2 separate regions of the Homo sapiens genome follow, and region 1 is linked to region 2. The links are chromatin loops, found by intact Hi-C in ENCODE. Cell type or tissue: HepG2. All regions are shown on one strand. Links, peaks and the distances in the headings refer to the core of each region. The heading gives the core; the rest is flanking DNA.

Region 1 (5,087 bases), core at 479-4,478, 180 kb after region 2:
TAACTAAGTGACTATAGTCACTTCAGTACAATGACTCAAGGAACCTAACAGGACATGGTAATTTTTCTTATTTTCAGAGAAATCCAAACATGATTTCTCCCAAACCTTAAAACACAGTATTGATGGGAAGCTCATAGTGCAACCATAACTTCAGAAGGGTGTTTGGGGTGTGCTGTGGACTAGAATAGAATGTACTATTTCCTTATGAAGTAGGACTTGAGAAATTTTCTCAGCATCGCCTGGGGAAAGATATTATTCTTTCCAATAAATCCAATTTTTATTTTAAATCGATACATGAATAAATAAGCCATTGCCTATCGTTTCAAGCTGAGGCACAGCATGGATCTTGCCACTGCGGTGCGGCAGATGGGCTGCGCTCTGGCATGCCTAATGCTCAGCTTCCGTCCGTCAGTGGCTCCAGCCACTGTTCCTCCACGCTTCCCTGGCATGCGAGTATTAGGTTTCACACAGAAATGCAAAAAAAAATGCCTTTAAGCTCATTTCTACATGAAATACAATATATTCGCCAGATAAGCTGGACCCTCATATTAATCATAAATCAATTATGTTTACCCTTAGCCAAGAAAGTACTAAAATGTTCTTCCCTCATTTTGAAACCTAATATGATATTCACAGTAATTATGCTGGCTTTCATATGAATCATTGTCTCATTCTGTAATTGTTAGTACATGGCTGATTCATTTTCTGCCTTATAGTATTTGAAATGATCATTCCACTTGTGGTAGGATTTGGGGATTTATTGAAGTAAATCCTTTTACTCATTAGACTTTCCTTTTTTGTATCCCATCTTCAGTCTTTTTGTTGAGATTTTACACCAAAGTTTTCTAAAACCTGTAGCAAGTAGGAGAACAACATGTTAAATCCTACTGAAGCTGGCAAAGCCATACTAATGGATGGCAAAGTCTCTCTCCACCACTTTTCCTTGATCTTGTCCTTCCCTCCAGAGTCACACCACACCCACCCCCTTGTTTCAATTGTCCCTTTCATGCCTCTGAAAATACAATCACGTTAATATTATGTGCTGAAACACTTTTAAAATATGAAAGTATTTCAGGTTACTATTCAAATATGCACAAATAAATATGAGGTTTTTTCTGGGTATCATATACATCAATTTTTGGGAAGAGCACATTTAAAGACAGATGTCTGCTGTCCTGGCACCTCCAATATCACATTATTTTATGCATATTAAGAAGGTGTCATGGAATCGTCTCTGGTTCAGACCCTCTGGAATGTGAGGCATGGTCTTGGGATTGTGCCCTGCTGCCCTTTCTACATTAAATGCTAAACTGTCAGAGTGAGAGGAAACAGGTGGACCCAGTACAACGAGGGCCATCTGACTGAGACTGCCAACCTTCAGGTGGAACGTAGGAAATCAGAAATCAGCAGCCTTTCTGGACACTGTTATCACTATAAGAAACCATAATAATAAAAATGGGGGACTTAACATTGTAGATATTAGTAATGATCACTGCAATAAGCAACTCCTTTCCATGGACGCAGTCTCAAGTCCATGATGGCTTTACTTTAGGAGGGCTATTTATGCTATCCTCTATTTCAGAACTATATTTTGCTAGAAAAATGATTAAAGCTTATTCTCTTTTTGCATTTTGAAGTATTGGGCTTTTCATTTTAAAGTGTTTGATATGAAATTTCATCTTTATAATGAGAGTAGCTATTTATTGATTGCTTACAATGCTGAGGACACTGTGCTAAGAACTTTATATTCACAAACCTATTTGAGCCTTAAAACAACCCTTCAGGATAAGTATTATCAACTATTCTTCTTTATAGATGAAGCAATAAAACATCATATAACAAGTAGGGGAAAATCCACATCTCAAACCTTAGGCTTTGGGACTCCAAAGCCTATGTTCTTAACCACCACCTTACCCCATCTTGCCTTTGCAATCATGTATGGATTGCCAAAGAGCTATGCCCAGTTATTCACCACATTTTTTCAATATAAAATAAGTTCATCATCTAATAAGAAGATCATGATTTCTTTTCAGCTATTTAAGTGCTATAAATTCTCTTTATTTGCTCATTAGCTGGTATATCTTATCAGCTAATGGCAAAATGTAAAACCAGCTGGTTTTTAGAACCTTTCTTTTGCTTTCATTCTCAATGCTCCCTGAGTTGTTTGGTTGGTTGGTTGTATTTGTTATAAAGGAGTTAAGAGTAAGTACAAAGCAATGACAACATTGTCAAAAAGCAGAATTTGTTTTAAATTGTTCTCAACCATTTTCTTTATCAACATATACATCGCCACATAAAAAATCCAAAATTAGTTGGATTTTTACACTGGCTGGAGGTAGTCCTTAATTTTGTAAAATGGCTGGTTTTATAAACTGCAGAATGATACACTTCTGTGCAACAGAGCAGCCGAAGTCTGAAAACAAACTATTTGGTAGTCAAACCCTCCCCCATTCTAGGCTTCTTATATGGAGCTGCCATGACATCTAGTGGCCAAAATTTAGGGAAGCTATTCTTTATCCATAAAGCACACAGGATTTCTAATTTAGAAGCATATTGAAAATCTCACATAGAAAATGAAATTGTCGGTAAATACAGTGCTTCAAAGTTTACGACTATTACGTGAATTGTTGGTTTATCCTTCCTACATTACTTAGATATTTTAAAATATTTATCATAATGAATTTACACCAAAGCCTTGGTTTATTCTGAGGTGAGTATGTGAATGCATCATAGGATTTGATTCTTTGTGTTTTACTTCTGTAAGAGTAACAACAATTCGATATCAATGATTAAATCAACTTTACATTTTAAATGACAGTCTAAGTAAATGAGTAATAACTTTATATTATCTCAAATTAAAGTGAAACAACTGACATACAAGTCAATTCCCTGCACCTTTTTGCTGAGTTAATGGGATTTCTTTTCTAAAGAAGAAATATTTAATGTTATTAAAGGAAGAAATAGAAGATTGGAAGTCAATTTTTAAAGCAAAATAACTAAAAATGAACAGAGTATAGTTGTCTTCAGCAGATTTTTTTTAAAATTCCAAAGGTCTGTTTCTAGTAGATTTTCTGTGGTTTAAGCTAAAATAAATAGTTCGTGGAAACCACAATATACAAATGATCAGAAATAATTTTTAAACTCTTTTTCTAATGAGTTTTTTAGTCTAAGAAACACCAAAATAACAGCCCGAGACAGAGACTGATGCATCCATGGTTTATGAAAGCTATAATCACAGGAGTGGGGGACAGGAAGGGGCAGGAGAGACAAGAATGGATACAGAAGGAGGGGCAGCCAATACAACGATGCAATATAGAATTGGCCACTCCTGGATGCAACTGATTCCTGGATCTACAGGACCTTCTGAGAAAACTTATGGACTGTACCGTATCTCCAAATCACTCTCTGGAAGGATGCAAGGGTGGAGCATTTCCTGTCCATTTTTATGCCATATTGGTCAAGGTCTGTCCCATGGGTCATAAACTCACCCACACAGGGAGGCTGTTCATATGTGTTCAAGAATCCAAGGCTTCTGGTGTCAGAGAAGCTTTATATGGACTGAGGCAAGGCACTTCCAGTTGTACCTACATAAAACAGGTCAAAATCTGTGCACAGGCCGGGCACAGTGGCTCATGCCTGTAAACCCAGCGCTTTGGGAGGCCAAGGCGGGCAGATGACCTGAGGTCCAGAGTTCGAGACCAGCCTGGCCAACATGGTGAAACCCGGTCACTACTAAAAATATAAACATTAGCTGGGCATGGTAGTGCATGCCTGTAATCCCAGCTTCTCGGGAGGCTGAGGCAGGAGAATTGCTTGAACCTGGGAGGCAGAGGTTGCAGCCAGCCAAGATCACACTGCTGCACTCCAGCCTGGGCAACAAAGGGAGATGCTGTCTCAAAAAAAAAAAAACAAAAATCTGTTCATAACTGTTGTCTGCAGCAATGGCTGAAATGAAAGATGTGGCCAAGCGGATCTGCAGTGCTACACAAGAAACATTCAATAAATGTGCATGCAATTATACTATCTGTGTTACATTAATAACAAAATAGGTCATATCAAGTTCATTGATATGGATATTTTTATATTTAATAAACATTACTAAGTATGTTGATTAAATGATATAATTATCACCCTGGCCAATGCACAGCAGAAGTCAAAATTCCAAAGGGATCTTGAAGCAGCAGTAAAATCTATTCATCTTGATTGGCAATTATTTTAGTGATGTTAGTCTAAACAGTGTTCACAGTATGAATTGTTAGGTTGAAATATTTTAATCTTGTGAAAAAAGCAACATTTAAAATCAATTATCTCGATGTGAAATCCTGATACGATGGGAATAACTTGGCTCCTGGGAAGAAAATCTGTTAAGCTTTCATAGAAGCCCCAAGAGCAGATGTTTTACAGAAAGAAGAGAAACATAAAAGAAAATGAGAGTGGGAAATAGAAGAAAACTAAAATCCTACCTCATATCATGAAAAAATTTCCCAAAAGATAAATTTAGATTTTGTCCATCAAAGGGAAATTGGAAGTTCTACTTTTAATTTTGTATGTCCTTGTAGTACTCAAACTGAGCATTGTCATCGTCAAAAAAGTAAAGCTTTTGTGGATCCTTCATGACTGCTATCAAATCTAATTCAAGATGGATCAAAGACTCAAATGTGAGAAATAAAATCATTACCTCCCTTGAAGACAACATAGGTGAATTTTTAAATAATCTTTAGGATGATAAACGCTTTTTTACAGCCAGAAATATTAAAAGATGAGTATATTTTTACTTAAGTGGTAAAACCTTACATGGTACAAAGAAATGCCAGACAAAAAAGCCAAAATACTTGTAGCATGCAGGACAGATAAGTAGTTAATATCTGTCATATTTTAAAAGTTCCCTATCAAATCACTAAATAAATGATGGAACATCATAACGAAGTAGATCAAAGAACTTGAATATACAATTGAAGAGAGAAAAAGTAAAATATTAGATAACATTAAAATATATCAATAGCTAACATTTACTGAGAATGAGTTTACCAGGAAATGTTGTAAGAGCTTTATGTGTATTAATTAATTTAATTTTCACAATTCTATGA
Region 2 (5,087 bases), core at 348-4,347:
CAGTCAAAAAACAGTTTAATTCAACAGCGAAGACATGGAATCAACCTAAATGCCCATCAGTGATAAACTGATGTGGTATGTATACACCATGGAATACTATGCAGCCATAAAAAAGAATGAGATCATGTCCTTTGCAGGGCTGGAGGCTATTATTCTCAGCAAACTAATACAAAAACAAAAACCAAAATTCCACATGTTCTACTTATAAGTGGGACCTAAATGATGAGAACACATGGACACATAGAAGGGGACAACACTCACTGGGGTCTATCAGAGGGTGGAGGGTGGGAGCAAGAAGAGGATCAGGAAAAATAACTAATGGGTACTAGGTTGCATACCTGGGTGATGAAATAATCTGTACAACAAACCACCATGACACAAGTTTACCTATGTAACAAACCTGCACATGTACCCCTGAACTTAATAGAAGTTTTTTTTTTACATGAATTCACCCCAGAGGAAGGAGGGTGCATGACTGGAAAAATTTCCGAGGAGAAGTTAACATCTGATCTGACTCGTTCTTCTCTTCTCCCCCCTCACTCTTTCTTTTCTTCTCAAAGTAGGTTAGAGACAGAGGAGGCACAGTAAAGAGATAGAGCTTTTAAAATAGGGAAACAAAGTCATGTTATGAGGGGTTGTTAAAATCAGCTGGAGTAGGGATTATTTATTTTTATTATCTCAACTCTGAGAACTCTGAAAATCTAAGGCCCCTTCCTGATACATAGAGGGGGGAAATACCACCCTGATAGAACTAGAAATGGGAAGTGTTGAGGATTCTGCTGTGTCTCAGGCATGGAATTTAGATCCTGGGGGCGGGATGTAGCAGAGAGAGATTCTTCAAGAAAAGACAAGCTGCACAGCTGCAAGGAGTGAATTGTGAGACTGACAACTTCCAGAAGTCACTCTTTTCCGGGAGCAGGAGCTAGCCAATGACTGAACAGTGATTCACAGGGCCGGCTATTTCCACCCAATGTGTACTCCTCTGGAGAGCAGTCATGGCTCCTGACCTCCCTGTTGGGCTCCATCAGATGGCATCGCAATCTGATGATTTCCCCACCCATTTCTGCGTTCTTCACTCTTGCACTCCTACTCAGTCTCTATATTTGCTTCTCAGAGAACCCAATGATCACAGGCAAGGTAAGTCCAAAAAGTCCAGAGAAGTGCAGGCAAAGAAGAGAAGAGAAAAGAAACAGAACCAGAGAAAAAAAGAGAAATGTTGGCCTCTCATGAGATGAACTTGGCCAATAGTAATATAATTTTCTTTCTGGAAATGTTATGTTAGCTGTTGCAGGCTTTACTAAGAAGCACACAAGAGACATGCAGTGAGGTTACAGCACGTATAGCAATCAGGAGGAATGAGACCTTTAGAGAACTGGCACCACCTGGTTGGTTTGGATGAATAAAAAAAAATGTACATTGGGACACAACAAAAATTTGGCCTGGAGACTTAGGAGCCAGACCATGGGGAATGCTGTATCCTATGTCAAGTAAATGAGTACATTTCCTTACAACTTTCTTAAATGCCTTCTTTTTGACCTCCATTATTACTATAATCCTATGCAAGGACAATGGAATTACATAAAAATCCTCAGTGAAATTTATTAATACAATACTTTCAGTGAATATTGGAAACAAAATCAAATATCAGAGAGGAAGCATGCATTTTCCTGCTAGAACATCCACTTATCCTTGTGTCTGGCAGGCTATTAACTCCAATTATAACAAAACAGGTGGCAATTTGAGCACATATAAGATTTAGTTAAGATATGTGTTTAAAGGTTTTTATCACCAGTGTGCTCTCAGACGATAACAATTTCTCTGTGATGTGGTGTCTCCCAGATCAAAGTTTCCAGATGTCTTTACAAAACTGTAGGGAACCATCTATCCAGAGAGCTCTTCTTTCCTGTGACATAAGTTTGCCTTTCAGACATGTCACAATCACTTAACCATGACTCACAACCACTTTGTGTGGACACCTACATGAAATTGATTGTTGTTTACAAGGCTTTGGAACTAGGCTAGTTCCTCGTGGCCTTTGCTTCACTGTTATCTATCACACAATGACAAGACAGTAAGTACATAAATTCATTTTGTTTCAAGTGTTACAAAGAACAAAAGAGGCCAAATAGCCCATAAGGTAGTCTCCTAAATGGATATTTTCCGGTGATATCCCATGGCCCTCACTGGTTGACACTGCCCTATAAAACATTCCTACAGCAGATGTCTGTGTCTGTGGTAATGACCCAGATGGGCTCAGGTTGAGAATTGCTTGAAAGCAGGGGTTTTGTCTTATTATTCTTTGCGTCTGTAGTGCCTAGAGTGACCAGTAGATGGAAATTGTTGGTTCGCATTTCAGCTTTGCAAATCAGGAATATGTTCTCTAAAAGCTGTGACATTGCTCCAGTGATTGAGCTAGAAATGGAACTAAAACGGAGGGAAAGAGCTTAGTAAATTTTTTCTTAAACTTTTTTTATTAAAGTCCTTTATGAAGTAAATGGCCCATGAGAATCCATCCTCAGTAACTTTCTCTCATCCAGTCGTACGTGGCTGACTTCTGCAAAGCCTGATGTGCCATTGCCTAGCAAGAACTCCACAAAGTATGGGGAGCTACCAGCTGTAAATATACTGCACTTCCCTAGAATTAATTTCTATGACACTAATGAAAGTTTTGCAATTGTGCATATTGACTACCAAACAGACTTAAAATGTCAACTTTTTATTTATGTTCTATCAAAGCAATTCTATAGCATGCTTTTTTGCCTCCATCAGGATTATCATAAATTAAACCAGTATGAATGATGAAAAATAAATTTTAAAAAAGAAAACTGATATGAATAAGCTTAAACAAAAGTGCCAATAACAAAACAACGAAAAATGTAAATGCCACTTGATTCGCCTTTCCTTCGTGTCCCTGCCCTCTCCTTTTCTTTTCCCCAAAGGGTTCTATAAACTATACTGAACAGACTAATGCTCTAAGGCCCTGACTCCTGCTCCTCGGGAGCTTGATCATAAATTACGGTTGTACAAATTTGTAAAAGGCTTCATCTGTAAGCTTAGCTAAAGCACACATGTAAAAAAATTTTTAAATAACAATAATTTTTTAGAAGGAGATATAAACAAATGAAGAACTTAACCATCTAAGGAAATCACAAAATGAATAGATTGTTCAATATTTTCCTTCACATTCCTTAACAACATTACAGTTGACCAGAAACATGTATGCTATCATTCACCAAAATGCAGAACGGAAATCTAGTTTAATTTGAAGCAGACAGGTTAAAAGGCAACGCTTTATTGGAGAAATTTTCATGTTAAAATTAATAAGAATTGGATAAAAATTGTGAAATAAACTAGCTTGCCTTTGACATCTTCCCCAATTCAAGGAAGAACATTTTCCTACCATTTGTATTTCCTCTTGCCCCTCTCACCGCCTAGATTTATTTTTTGTTCCCTTAATGAATTATTATGTTTGTATTACTAAAATAATATCTATTTTTAGGCAGCATTTAACCTCAGAAAGTGCTGTGTATCTCTTTATGATATCACCTACCAAATATATTGGCATGTTTATATAACTCTCTCTCCAAAATATAAATTCTTCCAGCCAGAAACTTTGAGCCTTCAGTGCCTTCTTAGTAAATGGCATATATTAGGGACTCAATATTTATTTCTTATTAAAATAAACAAAACATATCCACAAGTTCACCACTCAGAGTTATTTTCTTTTATATTTTTCTATATTTATTTCCAATGTTTTTATTTTATTGTTTCTGGATCATTTTTTAGGTTGGAAAATAATACAAAAAAATTTTTTTGGATAAGAAAATTCTAACATTCAAAAAGCCCTTCAGGATCAAACAAATAAATCTTAAGTGGTAGAAATGAAGATGGATGTTCCAGAAAGCCAGAGAACATACCATCATTGCCCACATTATGATACCTGCTACTCCACTTCTTTGTAATGTTAACCCTCTGCTGTTAAGGAACCAACATTTTTTCTATAAGAGATAAAAGATATACCAATAAAATAAACTCAGGAAGAACCATGAAATATTAAATATAAGTTGGAAATTTCAGTGTGAGCTCACCATTTTGTTGTATGGTTTTCTAGCTCTAATTTCTAATGAATATAGAAATGATGATATCTCTGTAGCAATGAGCACATCTTGTGCCCAGGTCTTGTATTCTAACCACCATTCTTCACTGAAAGAAACCACAGGAACTTAAAAAAATATTTATTTCATGTTTGAGTCTGGGAAAATACAAACTGAATTTGAGAAATCTTGTTGCACTAGAAAAAAATAGAAGTGCTCAAAGACTATTTAGGTTGTATTAATGATTTATTGCTACATAAGAAATTACTCCCAAACTTAGGGGCTTAAAACAATAAACATTTATTATCTCACAGTTCTGTGGATCAGAAATAGGAGAGTGGCTTAACTGGCTGGATCCTCTGACTCAGTCTGTAACAAGACTGCAATGAAGTTGTCAGGCAGGCTGCAGCTCTCTGCAGGCTCAACTGAAAGAGGATCTGCTTATAAGCTCACTCCCGGCTGTGGACAATATTTGCTTCCTCATGGCTGTTGGACTGAAAATTTAAGTTACTAATCAGCTATTGATCAAAGGCCTCTTTTATCTTCCAGCCACATGGACTTCCTCATAGGGAAGCTTACAATATGGCACCTCACTTTCATTATGGAGAGCAAGCAAGAGAGTAAGAGAAGGTAAGCAAGACAGAAGCCACAGGCTTTTTATGACCTAACATCAGACATTACATACTATTCACTTTTGCCCTGTCTTCTTTTGGTAGAAGTGAATCACTAGGTCCAGCCCACCCTCAAGGAGAGGAATTATGTAAGGTCATGAATACCAAGAAGCAGGGATTATCCAAAACCATTCTAGAGGCTGCCTATCACATGGATCATGTCAAAGATCAAAGGAACAGCTTGAATGGGCTCCAATTGAGTTGACCATTTAGGGAAATTTGACCATCTATAAGAATAAATATAATAATTTATTATGATATAATAGATTTTAAAAATCCATGAGTCCATACTGATTTTTAAAAAGTGGGAAGCAGAGAATTA

What was found. A loop is a pair of places that touch in the nucleus more often than their neighbours do. Peaks named below come from ENCODE experiments on the same cell type or tissue, not always from the same donor. Only the 100,000 strongest peaks of a DNase experiment are listed, where the experiment ranks them.
Region 1: it touches region 2 in a loop (10-fold over the local background); 18 of 110 quality-filtered maps call a loop at or near these places.

Annotation. Positions count from the first base shown.
Region 1 is chr4:112,029,436-112,034,522 of GRCh38, forward strand. All of the region lies in intron 1 of LINC02945 (long intergenic non-protein coding RNA 2945), which reads right to left. Among named protein-coding and RNA genes, the nearest start is that of LINC02945, 80 kb to the right of the region's middle. In HepG2, for the core only: a CTCF peak has its summit at 2,487 (motif pointing left); no DNase peak of the experiment used is centred there.
Region 2 is chr4:111,845,583-111,850,669 of GRCh38, forward strand. All of the region lies in intron 1 of LINC02945 (long intergenic non-protein coding RNA 2945), which reads right to left. It overlaps LOC105377369 (a long non-coding RNA gene), which reads left to right and starts at 707. Exons shown (of 4, transcript XR_939077.3): 1 at 707-1,137; 2 at 4,644-4,724. In HepG2, for the core only: a CTCF peak has its summit at 2,335 (motif pointing right); no DNase peak of the experiment used is centred there.